2 separate regions of the Homo sapiens genome follow, and region 2 is linked to region 1. Evidence: chromatin loops called from intact Hi-C (ENCODE). Cell type or tissue: dorsolateral prefrontal cortex. All regions are shown on one strand. Links, peaks and the distances in the headings refer to the core of each region. The heading gives the core; the rest is flanking DNA.

Region 1 (12,146 bases), core at 4,712-9,711:
TAGAAACAGAGAGATAGCAAGTGTGGCAAAAACTTAAAGACTTGGTGAATCTAGTAAGGGATATATTGGTATCCATTACATTATTCTTTCAGCTTTTCTGTAAGTTTGAAATTTTTCAAATAAAAAGTTGGAGAGAAAAGTATACACTTAATTTTTCTTACATAAAATCATTAAAAATTAGGAAAATTATAATAGCAAGTTCTAAAGAGAATGCAAATAAATTGCATTTTTATATGTCGTTTGTGGAAGTCAAAACTGGTGCAAACTTTCTGCAGAATAATTAAAAACATGAATTTTTAAAAACTTACAATGATACTATTTGATTCTTAGAATTTACTTAAGCATGTAAATGATGCAAATCACAACATAATTTTAAACTTATTTTATTGATGTGTAATATAAATGCAAGAAATTGGCAAGTTACAGGTATACAGCTTGTCAAATTTTTAGTGAACAAACTCATGTAATCAACATTGAGGTTAAACCATAGACTAGTTCAAGTTTACCTGAAGCCCCCTTTATGTCCTCTTCTAATCAAAACACCTGCCTCAAAGAGATAACAATAAATCTTAACTTCTAATACTATAGATTAGTTTTGTTTGTTATTTTTTTTTGAGACAGGATCTCACTCTGTCACCAGACTGGAGCACAGTGGTGTGATCTGGGCTCACTGCAACCTTTGCCTCTCAGGCTCAAGCCATCCTCCCACCTCAGCCTCTGGAGTAGTTAGGACTATAGGCATGCAACCAGCACATCTGGCTAAATTTTGTGTGTTTTTTTGAAGAGACAGGGTTTTGCCATGTTCCCCCGGCTGATCTCCGACTCCTAAGTTTAAGCGAACCTCCTGCCTCAGCCATCCAAAGCGCTGGGATTACAGCCATGAGCCACTATGCCTGACAATTTTTTTTTTTTTTTTTTACTTTTTAATGTTAAACATTTTACAATTTTTGAAGATTTTAAATTATATAATTTTTGAAAAATAGCAACAACAAAAAGAGCCATATATGGAAATACTTCCTCAACCAAGGGATTGGCTCCCAACTGACTCTCTGTGACACACTGCTTTTGTTGAAATTGTATTGGCATTTTTAGGGAGCACTTTGCAAGTCTGTTTTATGCTATTGTTATGATTCTTTCCACAAATACCCATCGAGTATCTACCATTTGTCAGACACTTATTCTGGGCACTGCAGATACAGCAGTGAACAAACACAGAAATCCCTGCCCGTGTGTAACTTAGCTCACTAACAGATTTAAGTGGCGATGGGAATCCCTAGATCGCCTCCATTTCCCATACACTAGAATTTGTCACAAAGCTGCAAATATACTAAATTTCATACAAAAATAATATAGTTTGTTTATATCTAATCATTTGATCTGATCCCCCATTATGGGTCTCCCCACCTAACTCAGTGGCAAAAAGAAGGACAATTTAATTTTGTCCAACCTGATGTGTTAATCTGATCCAAATATTTAGCAGTCTCTTTAGGTAAATGATCAGTCTCTTTGAATAAAATTCTCTGTGTTTGAGAGTTCAGGCTTTCCCTCTAAGAGAGCTTCAGGGAATATGGGATACATGGAGGAACAATATTCACAATGCTAATATTTAACAACTGGTATTAACTAGAAGAGACTTTTGTCATAAATTACCAGTATGGCCAGACCACGTGTATCAAGTGAATAGCAGTCAGCAGTAAGAGTGCAGCTTACGAGACCTCATGGTGACTGAAAGAAAAGGGGGTCCTCAGATGGACTCATTGTCCTCTGGACCCTCCCTGATATCTCCGTGGCAGAATGGGTCGTCACTTACTTGGTCCTATCTGGCTACTAGAGTGTGTGATTCTGATCATTTGACTCCAGTTTTGATGTTCTCAAACGCTGCAGCCCGTCGGCTGACAAGGACGATGAAGAACAAGTCATCTTCTATTGTGCCATCTTCTTAGGGCCAGAATAGACATGAACCTAAGCTAAGGAATGGAGTTCCCAAGGGGTCTACATTCTCTCTAATGCTGAGCCGCTAACCTCAGTGTCCTCGAACTTCCTCAGGCATATCTGGTTGTTTCTAAACCACCCCCCATCCCATCAAAGTTCAACCCCGGAAGAAGTGTGTGAGGAGGGCTGAGTACATGCCATCTGACCCCTGGATCAGGCTATATATCCTCTCATAATCCATCAAGACTTCTAGCCTTCCTAGCTACAAGGGTCCAGTTGGACAATTTACTGCCTCTCTAGCTTTTCTTTTTCTCCCTACGTCAGCAAGCCTATTGATCTCCCTCCAGAGGTGGAATGGTTATCATCTTTGCCTTGTGAAAGAAACCCTATGACGTGAGTCCTTCAGGCGTGGTCCTTGAAATGCTAAATAAGGAGATAAGGTGATTTAGAAATATCCTCATTTCCTAATCCTTGAGTCTCACAACGGCTGTCTTTGTAAGTGTCTGCATTGAGACTTAAAGCTGATCAATGGACAGATTGTCCTTCAGTCCTTTCCTCAGGTTGGCAAACTTCAAAACTTGGCCCTCAAGGTCAAAGGCCACAGGGAACATGACTTCAGAATGAAATTTTAAAGCATTGCTTTAATATCTGGATGCAAATTTAAAATTTTAGCCTAAAGAGATGGCTATAATTTTTCCCACAGAAGCTATTTCAGTCTTGTCCCATAGCTATATAAATAAATACTGTATCTAAACTTCGTGGAATAATCCAAGAAAACAAACAAAGCAAATTTTCATTTAAAAAATGTATCAAGTTGAAAATGTTATCTATATAATTCTGCTAAAAATCAATTGATTATTTTACCTGAGCAGCAAAGGATAAAACTTACAGATTATTTGCACCTACAAAGCAAATAGCAGCTTAATTAAATTGCCCATCAAAGTCCTTCTAACATAGGAAGCAATGCCACCAATGCTAATAGCAGGTGTGAGACCTGCCTCCACTATCCAAGCCACCGCTTCAACTCACCTCAGGAGGTCAAATTACACAGTGGTCATGTTTCACACTGTCTAGTCAGGCCTGTCAGAAATTCCTGTCTCCTCAGCTCTTAAAAATGAAAACTCTCCATTCTATAAGATGAGCTTTTTATTACTGTTTCATTACATGTCCAGAACAGTGTCCTTTGCTCTTGAAATAGTATGAAGACCTTTCTGACAAGGCAATGATGTGGCAAGTGGCCCGTAAGACCCTGGTGTACTCTCTGGGGACCCATGGCTGAGACAGCAGGCACAAAGTCCCAGATGCTTGTCTGTGTACAACATAATCTGTCTACTTGGAATATCTTCTCTGGAACACAAATGGCTCCTTGGTTTATCATGGCATTTAAACATGAATTTGATGCTACTAAGCCACAATCACTTATCAAATGCAACCATAGGGAAGAAATTTGAAGCCAGCTAGAATTGGAAACTAGAATTTCTGTGGCAACAGAACCCCTTGGGCCTCCTGACTTTCTCAGCAGCTGAATTAGATGTCCTTGCTATTACAGAAATGGATGATTAAGTGGTCTGACATCCCTTTCTTCTCATCTGTTATACTTCTGTAATATGTAGCATCTTACTTATTACACGTCATCTTGTTGTTTTTTTTTCCTTTTTTTGCTATTCTTTTATAGGTTAGTGTTAATGCTTAGCATAAAGATGCCTTTGTTTGTAAGTAACACCAGCAACTGGAACTGAACCAGTAAAGATTTATTGGTTCCTATAATGGAAAATTCCAGTTGTAGTGTTTGGGTTTCAGCAGAGGTCTGATCCAGAAGTTCTCAATGTCAACAAGGCTCTTCCAGGCAGGAGGTATTATTTGTGGTAAAATTTTAATTGTTATCATTATTTCTAGTTTACAGATCAGGTAAACTAAGAATCAAAGACTATAAATGAATTATACAAGGTCAGATAGCAAATAAGCAGCAGATATAACACTCAAGCCTAGATCTTGACACTCCCAACCAATGTTCCTATTGCTCAAATGGATTTTTATATGGTTTTTTTCAGGTTAATTAGATATTCTATTTGATCACTGAGTAATCTAGTAAGAAATCAGCTCACATTTAGCCCTTCATTCAATAAATATTTTTTGGGAACTTACTATGAGCCAGACACTGTATTAGTTATCTTTTGCTGCATAGCAAATAACCTCAAAATGTATTGGCTTAAAGCAACAGTCATCATTTATTATCTCTCATGGTTTCTGTGGATCAGGACACAGTGGGAAAGGCTTGTCTCTGCTCTATGATGTCTGTGGCCTCAAACTAAAGACACAAAGGTCGGGGGTTAGACAATCCCCTTTAAAAGTGGCTCAGTCACTTAGCTAACAAGTTGATGCTGGTTATGTGGTTTGTGTCCATGTAGTTCTCTCCATTGGCTGCTTGAGTATCCTCACAACATGGTAACTGATTTCTCCCAGAATGAAAGATCCAAGAGAGCCAGTTGGAAGCTGCAACATCTTTTGTGACCTAACCTAGGAAGTCATATACCACTGTTTCTATCATATCCTATGGTCACACTGACTAGCACTGATTCAGAGTGAGAGAGGATTTTGTTAAAGGTGTGAAAACCAGGAAGTGAGAATCAATGGGGTCCATCTTAGCTACCACCTGTACTTTTTATAAGTACTGCAGATACACAAAGAAAGCATGTTAAAATCTTTACCTTTATGGAGCTTTTATACCAGTGGAGGGGCTACAAGGGAACAGACAAAAAAACAGACAGTAAGATATATAGTTTGTCACATGGTAATATGTGCTACCAAGAAAAGTAAACTGGGTAAGGTCTAGGATTGCAGCCACACCATAAGCCACCCTTGTATAGATCAGAACAAGGTGTGCTCCTGTGGACCAACAAGTAAGAAAAGTCTCCTCCACTTCCAGGTTGGTCCTGGGAAGGTGTTATGGCCCTGGAAAGCACTGCAAATTCAAATAAATGGTCAGAGAAGTATTCACTTGCCTTGAACAAAAACTTGAATTGCGGGAATAAGCTATGCTGATATTTAGGGAAAGAGATTTCTAGGCCATGGGAGCAGCAGATTCTAAGACCCTGAGACAAGAAACAGGAAGGGACACCAGGAAGCCATCCTATTCAGATGCCTGCACCTCTTTTCAGATATTTTTGAAGCTCAATGAAGCTTAGGAGTATAACTGATGAATATGCATTTATTTCCTTTCTTCTACTTCTTGAACCCAAGTCCAATTCTCTCAAAGCTAAACCCACAACAGCATCCTCATATCTGCTGTGTTCTAGGCCTGATACATAGTAGGTTCTCCAAAATGGCTTATAATTGATGATAGTTTTGTTTCTTCTGTAGACAAGCAATAAAGTGCATATTTTATCAGTGGATATTCAATATTTAACACAAAAAAGTGGGGCAAACACACAAAAAATTTTCAAACCACATTAGGATTTCAATGATCTATTCCCAGAGGCCATCTTGATTTGGGGGCATGGCCACAATATTATAATAAAGAGCCAGCAAGCTAGTACAATTAAAACTATACTTTTATAACAATACAGATCAATTCTGTGGACTAAGCATACTATTTCATAAGAATAATTACCAGGGTTGTAAAAATCACATGAAACAACGTATATAAACGTACTTTGCATATTGTGAAGCATTATAGGAGAGTTACATATTATTACTGTTGTTCATATCAGTGGACTAATAGAACATCACAATTTTTCCTGAGAAATACTAAGTGGTGTTATGGTGAAAGACCGTCAGACTGAGACACCTGGATCGTATTCCCAGCTCTGGTGGTCATAAGCTGTGTGTTTCAAATAATTCAAAATACCTCTCAGTGACTTCTTTTCCTGTAAGTAAAATGAGACCTACTAGACACACTCCTCAGCCTTTAGGGCTTTTTTCTCCCTTATGGAACACAGTGTCCTGGACATTGGCAAAGATTAATACCATTTTGCAAGGGCAGAAGACCTTGCTGAGATTTTTTGAAAGTCTTCCCTGTGGCAGCCATGTTATGGGCTGCCCTTGTCCACAGACTGATTCAGGTTCTGTCTTCAAGCAGTTGGGGGCGCTGGAAGAACTGCTAAGATGCTTCAGCGCTAAAGTTCGGCGTATTCATTCTCAATTGTAATTACATACTGGGAGCATGTGTGTTTAACATAAAATCTGTTCAACAATCCTCACAAATGGCAGAAATGATTGCTTTGTAAACGGGAGGGTCCAAAGTCCTACGCAAGCACATCTTCGCTTGGAACTCTATTTGTGGCCTGGCATCCCTCTCTTTGGAATGCTGAAGTAATTATTTAGCCGCTACTGCCCACTTCTTGGATCCCATATCAGCGAACAAACCAGCTGCCTTTCATGTAAGAGTATTTAAAGAATTCGTAGCTAATTACCCTGAGTGTTTCCGGAGAATCTTGGTCGCTGGCACGATGCTAGATTGTTCCGTTTCAGCGACTCTCTTTACAGGTGGTGGATGTCAGAATGGCTGGATTGACATAAGCAGTAACCAAGCACTGGCCCACCTGAATTTTGACAGACTATTCATTTCACGTCATCTTTGACTGTGAAAGACAAGGTTTTTTCAGATCAAACATCCCTGCCCCACAGAGGGGGCATTAGCTCTGTGTTCCAGGTCTCCTAGCAACTGACCTGCATTTACACGCCGTCCAGCACAGTTTAAACATCAACACCAGCTTGTATTTCCATCCCTCACCCAGTTACACACTTCACAACATCAACTCGAGGGAATAATTTACCATAATTTTGTCTCTTCAGAACATTTACCTCACAATTGTACTCCAGGCAGCATTTGCATCCTCTTTTTACTTTTGACAAATTTATGATGCAGAGGTGCAGTAAGAAAAAAAAATTATCCTTCCCTTTTAAGGGGTAAAGAAATTGGACTGTCCTCTGTAACGTTCTTTTTACACCCACAGTTGTCAGAAGCCAATAAGTTGTTTACCAATTGCAAAGATTCATCAGTTTTATTTTATACTATGGAAGTATCTAATTCATGAAGGAGCAATCCTCAACACAACACCAAAACTATGGGATATTGCAGGAAAAAAAAAATTGCACAACAAATTTGCAGACAAAGCTGCAGTTAGGAATGGGAAAGAGGAGTGGAGAGAAAGGGGGCACATATTTTCAGAAAACCATAGAAAAATAGTATACCTAAAGAGAAACAACACTCTTGCTTTTTAAAAGAACTTAATTTTGCTTGTAGAATCACAGAATTATAGCAAAAAAAAAAAAAAAGGTTCTTGTTAAGGGTATCAAATCTTCTCATTTAAGAAAAAAAGTACTGAGGCCATCTCACTTACATGTTTGCACAAAATTGCATAATTAATTAGTCGCAAAGCGAAGTCTCCAACCTAATGTCAAGCTTCATACTTTAGTTTTTGAACTACACAACGCTGCCTTTCTGTAGTTTTCTATAGTTTTGCATCTCCTCTCCCTAAACTGATAGTGTAAAGAAAAAATAAGCAGCCACACTAGTGTATATAAGCAAAGCATTCCACTCTTTTTACAGTAGATAAATTTGTGAAAACTTGACAAATTTATAAAATGAGCAATGTTCAATTATTATTTTATATATTTTTTGATGTGATAACTATATACTTGAGAAATTCAAAAGGTGACGTAGAGTTGACCCTTTGGCAAATATTTTAAGGATGCCATTTCAGAAAGGTATTAACAAACACAGCTTCAAATAACGAAGCACATTTTAAAGCCACAAACGTTTTTCTAGAGAGAGAATCAAAATTAAAACCGTGCTGCTAGTTGTCTTTTAGGGACTGTGTTAACACGTCAGGCCACATGATGGCAGTGTTCCTCGATAAATGAACCCGGAAGAACAGCTGCAGTATCCTGGGGAAAAAAAAAAAATCCAAGCCAATGCGGATAAAACGTGATCCAGGTTAAACCACAAATATGGATTTTAAAAATTTTGTTTTAATCCACGTAAACCATATCTTTCCTGATCATATTTTCCTACAATGAATTTCTCTACTGAGAATTTGCTATTGGTTTATGATTTCATAAAATAAATTTCAATATGTATCTAACAAATACATAAATTAAACATTGTTTGGAGGAGGAGTGGGTTGTCCCTTTATTGTTTGTTTTTGCTACAATGGTATTAAGAAGAACATTCAAAATAATAAGCTAAAAATGTTTCATACCATGTGTCTCCAGATTCTTTACAGACCGTTGTCTTATGAGTCTCTGTCTTTGGGTGTGGGAAAGCAAGACAAGCTTGCTTCTCATGCTCACAATTTTTCTCCTAGGCTGAAAATATTCCCTATAAGACCAGAGTGTGATTTCCTGAGTCCTTTCTAAAAAGGCGTGAAGCCACAGATGGAGGTTAAAGCAGCAGCTACTGTCAGTCAAGGCCCCAGGCAAGACTGTGAAATCAAAGATATTGTTCCCGTTTCCCAGCCCTGGTCTTTTCTAGTGTCTGTAGCTGCCCCTTGATTGCTCCAGGGGGTAAAAGAGCTAGGCTTGTCCTCTAGATCTTCCTTCCATTTCTTGATTTCTCATAGGTGAATTTTGTATTTTAAACATGGGCTGTGAGCTTTCTATAAATTTTTTTTTAAATATAAAAAAGAATGTCAGTCACCTGCAAGAGAATATTTTGGGACAAGCATGCAATACGCACCTACCTCACACAGCTAACAGCCTTGGCTGAAAGCTATCCGATGACTCTGGGCTGGGCTGGAAGCCTTGCCGCTGCATACCACAATTTGAACACTATTGACTGAGTTATTATTAGGTGTCTGACACTGTGATAGGTGTAGTAGGGACCGACAGATGTGTAGGATTCAGCCCCAATCTCAAGAACTTATAGACGAATGAAATTAGACCATACTGGTTATACAATAAGGCAGACCAGAATCTACTGTGCCAGAAATACGAAACACAGGGAGCTGGCATTATAAAAAGGAAAGATCACACCATTCGGTTTGAGGAATCAAGAAAGATTTCACAGAGGAAATGGTATTTGAAATAGGATCTTGGGATCTTGATATATAGAGACCGAAAAGTTCAGGTGATTTGATTTCTTTGTTTACACTGTGATGCCATTTAGGAAGGCACCCCATAAATCTTAACTAAGTAAAGATTCTTCACAACCTTGCCAGCTCATGGCAAGGATTAGAGATGGGGGAGAGAATGGCCATCTAATTTTACTAAAAGATAAAGAATATGAGCAGGAAAAATAGAAGATGACACTGGAATACATGATTTGGTTTTATAAAGACAGAAGACCTTGAATGCAAGTAGAGCAATTTAGCTATTAAATAAATTCAAGGCCGGGCACGGTGGCTCATGCCTGTAATCTCAGCACTTTGGGAAGCTGAGGTGGGTGGATCACCTGAGGTCAGGAGTTTGAGACCAGCCTGGCCAACATGGTGAAACCCCATCTCTACTAAAAATACAAAACTTAGCCAGGTGTGGTGGCACGCACCTGTAGTCCCAGCTACTCGGGAGGCTGAGGCAGGAGAATTGCTTGAACCTGGGAAGTGGAGGTTGCAGTGAGCCAAGATTGAGCCACTGCACTCCAGCCTGGGTGACAAAGCCAGTCTCCATCTCAAAAAATAATTAATTAATTAAATTCAACCTGCAATGGGGAGTCACTGACCACTGCCAATATTCTAGGTTGTGATTTTACTTCTAAATTCTACATCCAGGTGGGCGTGGGGAGGGACTATGTAAGGAAAGATGGTCATTGGCTATAGTGTAGTGAGTGTATAGTATATGACCCTACCTATTCTATTGACAGCCTGGATTATGACAGCACTTCTCAAATTTTTCGGTACTTCAGAGTCCTCTGGTGGGCTTGTTACAACACAGACTGCTGGGTCACACCTGACAGAGTATGAGTGAGATCTGAGTTCTTGTTAAATGCCAGTGTTGCTGGTCTAGGCACTATACATAAAAAACAGCTTGTCTATAGGCTCTACAGAACATTTGCCAGGGTATAGAAAGCCACCTCATCCTAAGGATCATATTGCAAAAGTATCTCCTGAATCCCTCCTCCTTAATTACTGTTTCTAAATCTCAATGATCAGTAACATCAGATAATTTTTACCTTAACTACATGCCTATTTGGGGTAAAACCATTTTACTGTTGAAAACATGGTATGCATAATGATATAAAAACTAATTTTTAGATGAGGCATGGTGGCTCATGCCATAATTCCAGCACTTTGGAAAGCTGAGGCAGGACTGCTTGAGCCCCAAGAGTTCATGACCAGCCTAGACAACATGGTGACACCCATCTCTAAAAAAAATTTTTTTTTAAATTAGCCTGGCATGGTGGCATGTGCCCGTAGTTTCAGCTACTCACGAGGCTGAGGTAGAAGGATTGCTTGAGCCCAGGAGGTTAAGGCTGCAGTGAGCCGTGATTGCACCACTGCACTCCAGCCTGGATGACAGAATGAGACCCTGTCTCAAAAAGAAAAACAAAAACTAAGTTTTAAAATAGGATTTTAAACTGCACATTCTGCAATCATAACCAGGTGTCCAGTTGTCAGGGTCTGGAATAACTTAAAAGATATGTACAAAAACAGAGATATAAAAAAAACAAATTGATAAGTGAGCAAGATCCCTTTTGGTAAATTTTGGTTCTTTAAAAAATCAAAGCACACAAGTTATTATCAACTGCTACAGTCCATGTATATCCTATTTTTATATTTGACCTCCCCAAAAGGAAAATATAAATAGCCAAGAAAAATAAATGTGTAAAATGGCAGAGACAATTATTAAACTGAATGTTCAAGAAAAGGAAAAGACTAAAGTTCAGCACATATGCATATTCGCTAATTTGAAGTCAGAAAAGTCTTTCGACCTGATTTAATGTGATCTTCATGTGATCTATAGTCTGGGCCAGATCAAGTAAGGGTGCGCCCCAACTTTTAGCAAATACCACACATAAAAATCTAGCTTTACAGAAAAGATCGAGATTCATTGAATGTTAAGGCTGAAAGAGTTCTGGAGGTAACTTATGGCTTTATTTTCAGTTAAGGAAGGTGAAGCCTAAAGATTAAGAAATGTCCCCAAAGCCATCCGGTTCCTTCTTTCCATCCCCCTTCTGACCTAACTCCACAGCCAGTGAGTAAATCCTCTTCCCTGCTCTCATTTTCCACACCATTCGTGGGTAAAGACCACAGGGCGGCATTGGCTTAAATCAGGCCTGGAGTCCCTGACCATTGTTCCCCATCTGTTGGTTCTGTCTCTCCAGCAATGATTGCAAATGCCTCAAAAACAGGAACCGCTTCTTCAATCCTCTCCTGAATTCCCTATGGATACATGAAGAGGCTGATTATTCCGTTGATTAAAAAAAAAAAAAAAGGAATCTCCAAATTACAAAAGCATTCACAATGGCATCTGTATTCTATAGGCTCTTTCAGGTTGCAAGAGCAAGGGAGACCAATCGTGCTTCCCTCATTAATGGGGATTTATTGTAAGGACAAACAGTACGAGGTCTAGCAGCTGCACACCCAGCCAGGCTCCGCTGGGAACTCATCACTGCTTGTTATTGTCCTGGATAAACCTGTGGCTCTCACAGCCAGGCAGCTGCTCTCCTGACTTAACTGCTTACCCTCTCTGTGCCTTGGGTCCTTCACGTCTAAAATGGAGATAATAATAATACCTCATTGGGTTCTTGTGAGGATTAACTAAGTTGACATGTGTAAAGCCCTTACAAGGGTATCTAGGGCATAGTAAATGCTAGAAGATGTTAGCTATCATGATTAATTCAGTGCAATCCGACAGGTCTCCTTGAATGGGAAAGCTCTGACTCCTCTGACGGATAGAGGTGAGAAATTCCCTTTTTGTCTTCTTTGAGAATTTGACTTTTTTTCTCTCCTAGTTTCTGCTCATTAGGATCATTACTTCCCTGGTGGAGAAAATCAGCTCACTGCCCGTCCCTTCAGAAAAGATATTAGGAGCTACCGACTCCATGGAAACTTGCCACTGGTGAGCAATCATTTATTCTACTGCCAAACTGCTGGAGCGTGGAGAGAGGAAATAGAGGATTTAGCAGTTTGGTTTCCTTGTACTGAGACAGTTTGATTTTTCTCTACAAGTTTTGGCAAATCTTAACTATAGCATGCCTAAATTATGCAAACACCGTGGGATGGGAAGTGCACGTTTCTGGGTGGACCAGAGCTGAAATGTTATACATAGACCTG
Region 2 (12,146 bases), core at 2,624-7,623, 210 kb before region 1:
TAAAATAAAGTCAGTAGGTGCATTTGGAGACATGCCTCAATCCAAGAACCCAAAGATCTCATCAAACCTGGCTCTGCTCCAATCTCTGTCTCTGTTTCTCTCTCTCTGTCTTTCTCCCCACCTTCCCCACCTCCAGGCAGTACCAGGCTTTCATTCTCATAGCTTCAACTTGGGCAGAAAGTCCTAGGCCTGACTCTAACTGACTTCAATTTTCTCATGTACCTATCCCTGAACCATCACTATAAAGTGGGGAGGGACAGCTCTGTTTGTCCAGGCCTGAGTCACAGGAACAGCACATCCTTCTACCTGTACGTACATGTTCAGAAGTGCCCGTGTCAATACAGTGCAGCTACGCTACTCACAGTAAAAACTGTGCTCATCCACATCTCAGAGGGAGGTGAGGTGAACAACTCCAAACTCGTAAGTAAACTTGTTGTCACTCTAAGTCCAGAATCTTTGGGTGATGAATATTTTTCTTGGTCCTAATGTGGCTTCTCATAGTCCAGCAAACTATGATTAAATGAAAACCGTAATTCACATTACACACTTAACAGGGAGAGATGATCACAATTGAAGTAAAGGCTTTCATTTGGCTTTCCAGAGTTGAGGTGAGCTATTTTGTCATATGACTTTAGCCACCCTGGAAGTTTCTCTCCTGTCCTTTATCCTCCATGGCCCATTTAAAGTGAGGACTTTCAGAAGGATGCCCCTTCCATGGACTGCATCTGTTCAACATCTCATTTCCTGAGTGAGTGGGTTTAGGGGCCTGGAATTGCCTCAGGGATTGAGCAATTGAAGGCTACTGTTTGTCAGGTTAGGGTTTCTCTGGCTAAGAAACTCCCTTCAAAAGTTAAGAGACAACAGTCCTTTAAGGTGAGTTTTATTGCCCTCATTTTATAGGTGTAGCCTCTAAGCTCAGTCATGTTATGTGGTTTTTGCCTAAATCCACAAAGCTGGGGAGTGACAAAGCCAATATATGTTACCAGAGTCTACTTTTACCTCTCTATTCCACACTGATTCTCTGTGTGTGCCTTATATAAAAATAGTTTTGTTTGCAATGTCTCCATTATTTTTAGTAAAACTTTTACATCTAGCAACTCTAAGGGGAAAATTCATGCTCAATACCTGCCCTCTCCATGCTCCGCTGATTTCCTCTGCTAGTAAGAAAACAATTAAAAAACAACAACAACAAAAAAAAAAAAACAGGAAAAATTCTCACTTTGTCCTGCAGGTGCCACCCTCATCACAGAACATCTATTTCCAGCTTTATAGCACAGATCTCTCAGGGCTGCAATAGACCAGATATTCATAGAAAATGGAAGAAGCTGGTTCATTCAACTTATGCATTTCACTGCCTGGATCAGTAAGATTGGTGTATTTTTTTTTTTTTCACTGCCTGTTGTTTCACTGACTCTTCCGCCCCACAAAAAAAGCACCAAGAAACAAGCTGAAACATTTCCGTTTGTCCTGTAGGTGCCACTGTAACCCTGGGATATTTCTTTACAGATCTGCAACTGGTTCTCTCAAGGCTGGAAAGGATTAGAAATTCTAGAAGATGGAGTCTAGTCTACACACAATTCAAACTAAGGACCCCTCACACCCCGCCCCTGGGTTTAGAGTTCCATAGCTCCAACACAGAAGTGAAATCGTTTCCCCTGGAATCTTTTCACTGCCTGTTTTTTAACTGTTCTTTAGCTTGTAGGTCCTAATGAGAAAATTTAAAAATTTATATTCATTTAGTTTTTGAATAAGTAATGTTTTCATATGGCTCAAAAACAAATTAAAATGATAAAAAGAATATGCTAAAAAATTTCCCTTTTACCTATTACATATCAAAGGTTAGCAAAGTTATTAGTTTCTTTTATACTTCCAGAGACCATTTTATGCACATACAAGCAAATACTTTAAAAGCAACTTTTTATTTTGCATGATAATGTACTATAACACCTTTTTTTCTGTGTCTTAATTATTCCATATAATACTATATCTTGGAAATCCTGTATATCAGTACATAAAAATTCCTCTTTGCCCCCACCTCTCTAGCTTTGAAGTATTCCCAGTTTATGGATACACCAAAATTTATTTACCCAGTTCTCTATTGATGAACATGTAAGTTGATTGTTTTGCCATTTAAAATAATACTGAAATGAGAAGTTTTGTATAGGGTCCATTTTGCATGTGTGTCAATATACCTAAATATATCTGAGAATTCCTGCTGAATTTCTCTGCCAGTCAGAAAAAAATAATGAAAAAACAGAAAAATTCTCACTTTGTCGTGCATCTGAGGATACATGTATTTGTCATGTTTACGGGCATTTTCAAATTGCCCTTCACAGGGCTTGTACCAGCTTGTGCTCCTGGCAGCCATGTAAAAATTGTCTATTTCCCAAAAGCTTGGCCAACACAGTATGTTTTGAATTTTTGCCAATCAATCTGAGAGTTAAAAAAAAAAGTTGTATCAATTATTTTCTTATTATTATGAGTTTGAGCATCTTTTGGTTTAAGAGCCATTTGATTTAGAACTGTTTTGATTGCAAGCAATAGAAAGCCGCAGTCTACCTGGCTCAAGCAAGATGTTTATTTTCTCATCACTGAAAAGCCTAGATGGAGAATGTCCAATGGGCCTTACTCCAAAGGCTTAAATGTCACCCCCGACTGTGATTTCTCTTTCGCACTCTCGCTCTCATTCTCTCAATCTCACTCTCACTCTCACTCTCACTCCAGCTCCCTCTGTCTTGGCCCTGTCCTTAGACAGGCTCCTTTCCCCTTCATTCTCGCAGCTCCAATCTCAGCAGAGAGATCTTGCTTGCCCTGAGTCTCTCTGACCTGAATTGAACAGGATGCAGTGTTCTGACTGGCCAGGCCTGAGTCATACAACCACTTCTGGAGCCGGGGATAGAGCCAAAATCACTCAAACTAGGTGAATTGAGAGATGTGAGAGGCATGGATTCCAGGTGTCCAACAGAAGATCAAAGTGACATTAAATGTAGAAAGACAACTAAGCGCTGGCTTGGCTAACAACAGAGGTTTTAGCTGTAATTCACACCTTCAACAACACACTGTCCCTTCTACTCTCACATATCCCTTCAAAAACGCCAGTGCCTACCTAATGAAGCCATAATTAGATACCATGGAAAGTGCACTTTCCTCTTCTCAGAGGGAGACCACACAAAGACTTATCTAGTTATAGCTCCAAGTCCAGGATTTCTGGGTGATTCTTCTTAGTCAGGCCCTGGTGTGGTGGTTCCTTCTGGCTCAGCAAACTATGGCTCCAATATAACCACAAATGCAATACATGAAGGGACAGAGAAAGAATAGGATAATTATCAAAAAAATCATCCATTTGATAAGGAAGAGAATGGGAAGCAGCAAAAAGTGTAGCAATTCCTGGTGCGTAGCAATTCCCATGATGTGTAGGACTGGAAACACAAAGTATCCTGACCTGGAGGTGATGTGAGCTCCTTAGCCAATCTGGCTGCCCTGATGAGTTCTCCACAAGGATCTCCTTGTCCCTTATCTTCCGTGGCCCTGACGAACTCTGGGTGATGTAGCCCACAGGTTTGGAGGCCTCCTCTGTGGACTACATCTCTTTAGCAGCTCACTTCCTGCTGGGATAGGTTTGGGGCATTTAGGATTGTCTTAAGGGTTGAGTACTCACAGGCCTTTGTTTGCCAGGTTTGGAGTTTCTCTGGTAAAATAAGTCTCTTAAAACACTGAGGCATTAACCTGTAATATAGACAGCATATTTCACATATTTCAAGTAGACACTATAACTCAGAAATGTTAAGTTCCTTTACCTAAAGCCATACAACAGGGGTATAACAAAGAGCAGGTGACAAAGCCACGATGTTTGTAATCACGGGTGTTTAGCTCTAAGGTCTAAGCTTCTAATATACTGGTATAAAAATTATGTTTGCAGTAACTAGCAACTGTAACGTCACCTCCTTATCTCTGTCCTCCTAAACTTTGACTCCCCCTGCTCCACAAAAAAAGCACCAAGAAACAAGCTGAAACATTTCCGTTTGTCCTGTAGGTGCCACTGTAACCCTGGGATATTTCTTGATCAGCTCTGCAACTGGTTCCCTCAAGGCTGGAAAGGATTAGAAATTCTAGAAGATGGAGTCTAGTCTACACACAATTCAAACTAAGGACCCCTCACATCCCACCCCTGGGTTTAGAGTTCCACAGCTCCAACATAGAAGTGAAATCTTTTCCCCTGGAATCTTATTTCATTTTTGAATCGGTTGTGCAGTTACAGGGTTCAAAAATTAAAATGTGCAAAAACGTCTTCATTGAAAAAGAATCCCTTTATCTCTGTCCCTTTTCTACCAAGTTCCTCTACGTAGCCTTTGCCATGCTATTCCACTTTTTGTATATTCTTCCAGAGATTTTAGTGCACATGCAACTAAACATGAACATAGATTCCTTCTCCCACCCCTTTAAGCATAAATTACAGCAAGTTCTTCATATTCTTTCCCTGTATTTTTCTAAACAGCTATATATTATAGAGAACTTTCCATTATCAGTTTCTAAAATTTTTTTTATTCCTTTTAATGGATTCAGAGTTTTCCACCATGTAAATGAAATCACTTCTCCAGTGATGAACGTTTGATGCTTATTGTTTATTCTTTGGAACAATGCTGAATAGCCTTGTACATGCCTCATTTCACAGGATTGAGTATATATCTGTGGGACAAATTACACAAAAGCATAATTGCTGGGTCGAAAGATACATATATTTGCATCTTAACAAATATGTTTAATTTGCCTGCTTCAGGAGTTGTTAAACTGCTCATCAGTAAAATATGAGAAGGCCTATTTCTCCACAGCTTGGCCAATATAATGTGTTATCAATTTTAATTTAACTTTTTGCCGATATAATAGGTAGAAAATGTCATCTCATTTTTAATTTCTACTTTTATTATGAGTGAGGATGAGCGGCTTTTAGTATGCACCATTAGATATTGTTAGAAGTTTTTTTCAATTACAAGTAAATCACCTCAATCTAGCTTTAGAAAAAGAAAGTTATTGTCCTTACAACAGAAAAATCAGAGGTAAATTCAGGGCTTCCAATATGCCATCAAAGTATTCAAAGAATGCCATTGAAGTGTGCACGTCCTTTCTCTCCTCTCTCCCTTCACTCTTTCTCTCTCCTGCTCCCTCTGCCCAGGCATTCTCCATTCACTTGCTGGACTGGGAAGCTTCTAGATTGCATCCTCATAGCTCCTTCCTTGGGCTGTATTTCTTTAGCATCTCATTTCCTATTGATGCAGGTTTGGGGTTGTCTCTGACATTGAGCAATCACAGGAACATTTTGGCGGCAAGGTTGGTATTCCGTAAGTGACACAATTCACTTAAAATTTATTAGCCAAACTGTGATAGGGTAGATATTATCATCCACAATTTACAAGGGTAGAAACTATAGCTTTTAATAAACATAAGTGCCTTTGCCTAAAGCTACCCAGACAGTAAATTATAGGAACAGGATTTGTATCCAGCTGTATCTGATGGTAAATCTATGATGATGGTCAAAACACTTGTCCAACAACTCCAATAGAAAACCAATCATTACACCTCTATCCATACGCCACCTCCACCTCTCTGAAAAATAAAAATAAAAAAAGAAACATAAGATTCTTACTGTGCCCTGTAGGTGCCACTCTTGCCACGGGATAACTCTTTTCAGCACTGCAGCACCGAGCTGACATTCTAGAAGGTGGAAGAAAGCCCGCTCATCCAATTTATGCAGCTGACATTTCAGCACCAGCAATCCATATATGGCTTAGAACTCCACAACCTCACTCTACTGTTACTGTATTTTTTTGTTTAAATATATATGTGTATATATATATTTAAATATGTGTGTGTGTGTGTGTGTGTGTGTATAATTGTTGTGAAGAGTTTATGTGGTTCCCAAGATTTGAAAATACAAGGTATACAGTGAAAAAAATCCCCCTTCCAATCTTATCCCCCAAACCCATGTTCCACCTCCACCCCGTGGGTAACGATACTTCTCAGTTTATTTTCTATCTTTACTGAGATATTCATACACATACAAGCAAATACGAAAAGACATTTCCTTTCTTCTTTCTATTTTTACACAAATATTTTGCACAAACATCTTCACTTTTAAAAATTTCTCCTAACATATCTTGAAGGTATGTTCATATTTAGACAAAAAGAAATTCCTCATTCTTTTTTACAGCTCCACGTATTCCCCTGTATGATAATTTTTCATTTATCCAGGCCCTTGTTGATAGACTTTTAGACTGATATATTTTACTGTTACAGATAATAATGTAAGGAATACATATTACTTTATTTCACATGTAAGAGTCTATTTGCAGAATAAATCCTAGAAATGAAATTGCTGAGCAAAAAGGTAAATGCATTTGAATTTTGACAAACATTTCCAAATTACTCATCATATGTATTGTACCATTTTAACACTCCCACCAGCAAAGTATCATAATTCCTATTCTGTCATAAGTTACACAAAAAATGAGTTATCAATATATTGGATATTTGCAAATCTGATTGTGGAAACCTGGAGTGTCTGTGTGATTTTATTCTTATTTCTTGTATTCTAAATGAGGTTATGCATTGTTTCATTTATTAAAGAACCATTGCATTTAGCCGAGATTTTTCCACTCACAAGGGTTAGAATACCAGACTCATAGTGACTGAATCAAAGAGAGGAAATTCATTTTTCACATAACTGGACATGCATGTACTTTGATTTCAAGGTGAAGGATCAGAGGTAGGATTAGAATTTTCCTAAGGAAAATTAGAGTTGTGTAACATAAAGGAAAATGAATGAGTACCAAGATGGGTACCCAGCATCTACATGTATCTCTCTCCCTATACATACATCTCAAAAAGTGCTCATGTCTACAGAAAAATTTTAAAATCATTTACTCCTTATCTAGAGGGAGGCAACCTAGTGTTTATTACTTCAAATCTGTAATATCTAAGTGATATGCATTCTTGCTTATATCTAGACTTGGTTTCTCATGGCCCAGTAATTTATAATACATCATAACATTAATCATCCTCAATCAATATACAAACTATTAATTGATAAAGGATAATATAAGTGCCGTAAAGACTCCATTGTAAGCACAGAAAATGGGAAACACAACAGTGCTGCCTAGAACACAGTCCATGTCATGTCTTAGAGTTCCTTAGCAATATAATCTGGCCCTTCTGGTTTTGTTCTCTGGAAAATTTTTCTTTGAAATGGTCTGTGTTTGGCTGTGACTTTGAGCTGCCCACTTCCTGTCGTGTGAGTTTGGAGGACCTGGGATTGCCTAAGGTTTGAACATCCCTGACTTACCAAAGTTCTGAGTTATAAAGAGATAACTTTAGCATGCTAGACATTTAAAGGAAAGCAATATTGTCTACATTTTACAAATGAGGAAATGAAGGCTTGGAAATATTAGGAATCTTAGCCCATAGTCATAAAGATATGAGTGACAAGAGCAGTGTCAGAATCCAGGTATATTTCCTTCTTTCAGCATACTGTCATCCCAATGTGCTCTCTACAAATTGGCTTTGTTGGTAGTGCTTATATTGGTAATTATCAAAACTTTTATTTCTAGCAACAGGAAGCAGAAATCCATGGTCACAACTCCCAACCACGTTTTCTAAACTCTTGTCTTTAAAGGGGGACCAAAATAATGAAACTTCTCAATTTGTCCTGTAGGGGCCATTTTAATCATGGAATATCTCTTTTGAGCACTACAGCCCTGATCTTTCAAAGCTGCAATAGATCAGAAATTCTGGAAGGCAAAGAAGTTTGATGTGTCAATGTACGCAGCCAACAGGTCAGTGCCAGGATCTCTACACATGTGTTTAGTGATTTATCATTATAATAAATCAGTTAGGACTCTGTTACTTACTTTAAAATAAATTTATTGGATTTGTAAAAATAAGGAATAAATTTATATGAAAAGAATAAGGGAATATTCAGTGAAAACAAAAACAAAAAGCTCCTTTTCAACTTTGTCTCATCTGGTAAGTCCTCATGCCTGCTTCCCAAATATGTAACCACTCATTATTTTCTTCCATGTCCTTCCAGAGATTGACATATATTTGAATAAACATTTTCTGTCCCCTTCCTTTTATACAAGTGGTAGCACAAAATTAATTGATTCACCAAACAACATATATCAGAGTATTCCACCATGTGGTTGTACCATACTTCATTTAACCAGTCTCTCTTGATGGACATTTAGGCTCATTTATATCTTTTATTGTTATAAACAATACTATAATGAATAGCCTCATATATTTAGCATTTTTCACATGTATAAGTATATTTGTGGAATAAATTTCTAGAAGTAGAATTCCTGGGTTTAGTCCATGAATTTTTTATTTTAATAAATATTCCCACATTGCCCTTCATAAACATTGCAAACAGCTTATATTTCATCGACAGTGTATGAGCGTACCCACTTTCTCACAGCTTGGCCAACATAGCCTGTTATTGAACATTTAGATCTTTTCAAATCAGATAGGTGAAAATGGCATCTCTTTTCATTTTAATTTGTTTCTCTTGTTTTGAGCAAGCTCGAGCAACTTTTCATAAGTTGATAAGAGACAATTGAAAAAGTCAGAGGACTTTTACAATTGCAAGTGTCTGAAAACCAAACACTATCGGGCTTAAAGAAAAACTGGTGATTTTTTAATAAGTTTATGTAGATATTTTAAGAACACTTAGCTTCCAGATTTCTGGGGCCTTGCCTCTAGGTCATGAAAATCTCCAGAAAGCAACTATGGTCAGTCTCTCCCTCTGCCCCTGTGCTAAGGGACAGTGATACCTTCTTGGTCCGGGGGCTGTTGTTTTCCCTCCCAGATGCTGACTCATGACCATGTGTGATTCTGGGGCAAGCAGCTCATATGGAGGTGTGGGGATGATCTACTTACAAGACTAATTCCTCTTAGAATAGACTTTTTTTAATTTAACTTTTATTTTAAGTTCAGGAGTACATATGCAGGTCTGCCATACAGGCAGACTTGTGCCATGGGGGTCCGCTGCACAGACCACTTTGTCACCCAGGTGTCAAGCCCAATACCCAGTAGCTATCTTTGCTGATCCTCTCCCTACTCCCACACTCCACCTCCCAACAGGCCCCAGGGTGTGTTGCTTCCTTCTGTGTGTCCATGTGTTCTCATCATGTAGCTCCCACTTATAAGTGAGAACATGCAGTATTTGCTTTTCTATTCCTGCGTTAGGATAGATTTTTCTATCCATTTGGTTGTCGTTCCTCAACCTATAGTGCAAACTCCTCACAGAGTTAATAAATTCAGGCCTGGTTCCGGTTCAAGATGGTTGCCATAGTCACCTTGTCACCCTCAAGAGGGAGTGTTTTTCTCCTTCTACGTGAACCCAGTGGAAGCAGGGTCTTCACTGAAATTTCTTTGCCCTCTCTGCTCTATTCCCTAAAATCTGGTCTTTATTTTTTCCTTTTCAGTCAACATTTCTGCAACACTCATCTCTCCCTCTTCCACCCTTCATAGTCTTGTATTCCTTTTTAACATTACCACAACATACATTTGTCTTCATGCACCTGTTATTGAACGGACACAACCTTGTCCATTCATTTGCTTTACTGACCTAGCTTTTATAGGCACCTGTCTCTGAGACCTACAGTTACTCTCCTGCATAATTTGAAGAAAGGAAGCACAAGGAAAGCCATACTTTCAAATTCCAAATTTAAATCGGGAGAAGAAAAAACGTTCCAGAGTTTAATGCTTTGCCCACATGATGCCAAACTAACTATTCAAGAAGAAAATTGCTGTCCTTCCAATAAATTCAGTTTTTTTATTAAATTGGTTTAATTGACCAAATGTTTTGCTTTTAGATGAACATAGCTTCAGCCTGCTGTTTTGTGAGCTTGTTAGAGGCCATAGGTTGATTGGAAAAGCCAGGAAATCCCAATGATAACCTAGGAAACATTTCAAAGTATCAGAGGCATCTACTGTAAATGTCGTCTTTATTATAGCCTCTTCACAAAGCATCTGTGTGTATAACATATTAATGTGGAAAGAACAAGAGCTTTGGAGCCAGCCAACCTACATCAAACTTAGCCTCAGTCTCATCTTTTTGCTTTGATGCTTAGAAAATTATTAAACCTCTCTGAGCTTATCGATATACAATAAAATAATTAAGGATCTATTTCCCAATCACCAAACATTTAATCTACCATGATGTAAGCCCCATGATATTTGAAACATAGTAGGTAGCCAGTAATATGTGTTGTAGTGCCAACTATACCCCCAGACATTGTGTAAATGCCTATGTATACAAGTGGTGATCAAGACAGAGTTCCCTACACACAGGGAAGGTTTAAAACTATTTGGTGAACTGGACGAAAAGGCAGGACATTTCAGTGTAGTTATGGGTGGGTACATGGAGGAACACATGAATTTGGGAAACTACACACAGTTCCCTATACCTATACAGTAGCATGGTGTGGAGAGGAATGGTGAGCCATGAGTTTGAGGAGATAAGACAGGGAAATGTCAGGCAGCATCTGGTGGTCAGGCAAAGGCCTTTGGCTTCTATCCCAAAGCAAAGGGGGAACCCCTGAAGGATCTGAGACAAAGAAGTGACATAACTGGATGCATGTTCTTAAATGTTCAGTCCAGCTGCAGTGTGGAGGAAGAATAGGGAGGAAGCAGGACTCTGGAGAAACTTGTACAGGCAAGAAATAATGGTAGTCTCAACCAGGAAATGGCAATGGAGATGAAAAGAAGTGAATAAATGTGAGAGATATTAAAATGTTGAAACTGAGTGTAATGATTGATTAGACAGGGAGACTTAAAGGAATTGGAGAGGAATCTGAAATTTCTAGCTCTTACAACTATGTGGATAGTAGTACTATTCTAATAAACACAGAAGATGAACAAGAATTTTTTAGATGAGTGGGAAGAAATAATGAAAAATATAGTACATATGATCATCATGAGATATTAATGACATATCTATTGGAGTTGTCCAATTGGTTGTTACGTATATGGGTCATACTTAACAGAGAGAGCTGAGAGATATTAGTTTGAAAATCATCGGCATGTAAATGCTAACTGAAACCAGAAGTAGATGAGATTGGTCAAGGTGAATGTGCAGAGCAGGAAATAAGAGTCTAGACTCTGCAATGGTCTTCCACCAAGCAATCCTTAAGGCTATTATTGTGAACCCTGGTTGGATGCTAGAATCACGGGGAGCTTTTCAAGAATAGTCATGCCAGGACCCCATCACAAACTAATGACATCAGAACTCTGGGATTGAGACCCAGGCATCAGTATTTTTTCCAAAGCTCCCAGGTGATCATGGTTAAGCTCTGACTTAAGGAGTAAAGACAAAAGAGAGTTTGGATAAAAATCCAGGTAATGGCTGGGTACAATGGCTCACGCCTGTAATCACAGCACTTTGGGAGGCTGAGGTGGGTGGATCACTTGAGGTCAGAAGTTCGAGACCAGCCTGGAACCAACATCGTGAAACCTCATCTCTACTCAAAATACCAAAATTAGCCAGGTGTGATGGCAGGCACCTGTAATCCTAGCTACTCAGGAGGCTGAGACAGAAGAATCCCTTGAACCTGGGAGGCGGAGGTTGCAGTGAGCCGAGATCATGCCACTACACTCCAGCCTGGGCAACAGAGCAAGACTCCATCTCAAAAAAAAAAAAAAAAAAAAAAAAATATATATATATATATATATATATATCTCCAGGTAATGTGGTGTCATGGAAGTCCAAAGGAAACAGTGTTTGAAACAAAAGGAGTTGTCAATGGTTTTATGTGCCTTGAGGAGTGGCAAAAAATACCACTGATAACTTGAACAGTATTGGGAGTGGGGAAAGTGAAGGAGGATTGGCAGATTGCTATAGAATATTAGTTAGGATTTTGATACTAACAGCCTCTAAAAGCATTGCTTAAATAAGACAGAAATATATTTCTCATTCAAGTCCTAGAAGCCTAGGGATGTCGGTTCAGTCTGGAATGGCATTCCATTGTTTCTATTACCTAAAGTTTTCCATCTTGTTCCCATGTCATGTGTGGCTTCCATTCCAAATTTAATTTATGGTCCATGTTGGCTGGTGGCATTTGAGCATTTCATCCACATTGCACCAGAAGAAAAGA

What was found. Peaks named below come from ENCODE experiments on the same cell type or tissue, not always from the same donor. Only the 100,000 strongest peaks of a DNase experiment are listed, where the experiment ranks them.
Region 2: it touches region 1 in a loop (10-fold over the local background); 3 of 110 quality-filtered maps call a loop at or near these places.

Annotation. Positions count from the first base shown.
Region 1 is chr7:95,472,799-95,484,944 of GRCh38, reverse strand. LOC107986823 (a long non-coding RNA gene) reads right to left here. Exons shown (of 3, transcript XR_001745286.2): 3 at 10,943-11,252. It also overlaps a transcript of ASB4 not described here. Among named protein-coding and RNA genes, the nearest start is that of ASB4, 7.1 kb to the left of the region's middle. In dorsolateral prefrontal cortex, for the core only: CTCF peaks have their summits at 6,031 (motif pointing right), 7,574 and 7,774 (motif pointing right); DNase peaks (open chromatin) are centred at 6,004 and 7,774; H3K4me3 peaks cover 1,136 bases.
Region 2 is chr7:95,679,824-95,691,969 of GRCh38, reverse strand. All of the region lies in intron 2 of LOC105375409 (a long non-coding RNA gene), which reads right to left. Among named protein-coding and RNA genes, the nearest start is that of DYNC1I1, 87 kb to the left of the region's middle. In dorsolateral prefrontal cortex, for the core only: CTCF peaks have their summits at 4,035 (motif pointing right) and 5,656; DNase peaks (open chromatin) are centred at 4,048 and 5,689; H3K4me3 peaks cover 286 bases; H3K27ac peaks cover 3,614 bases.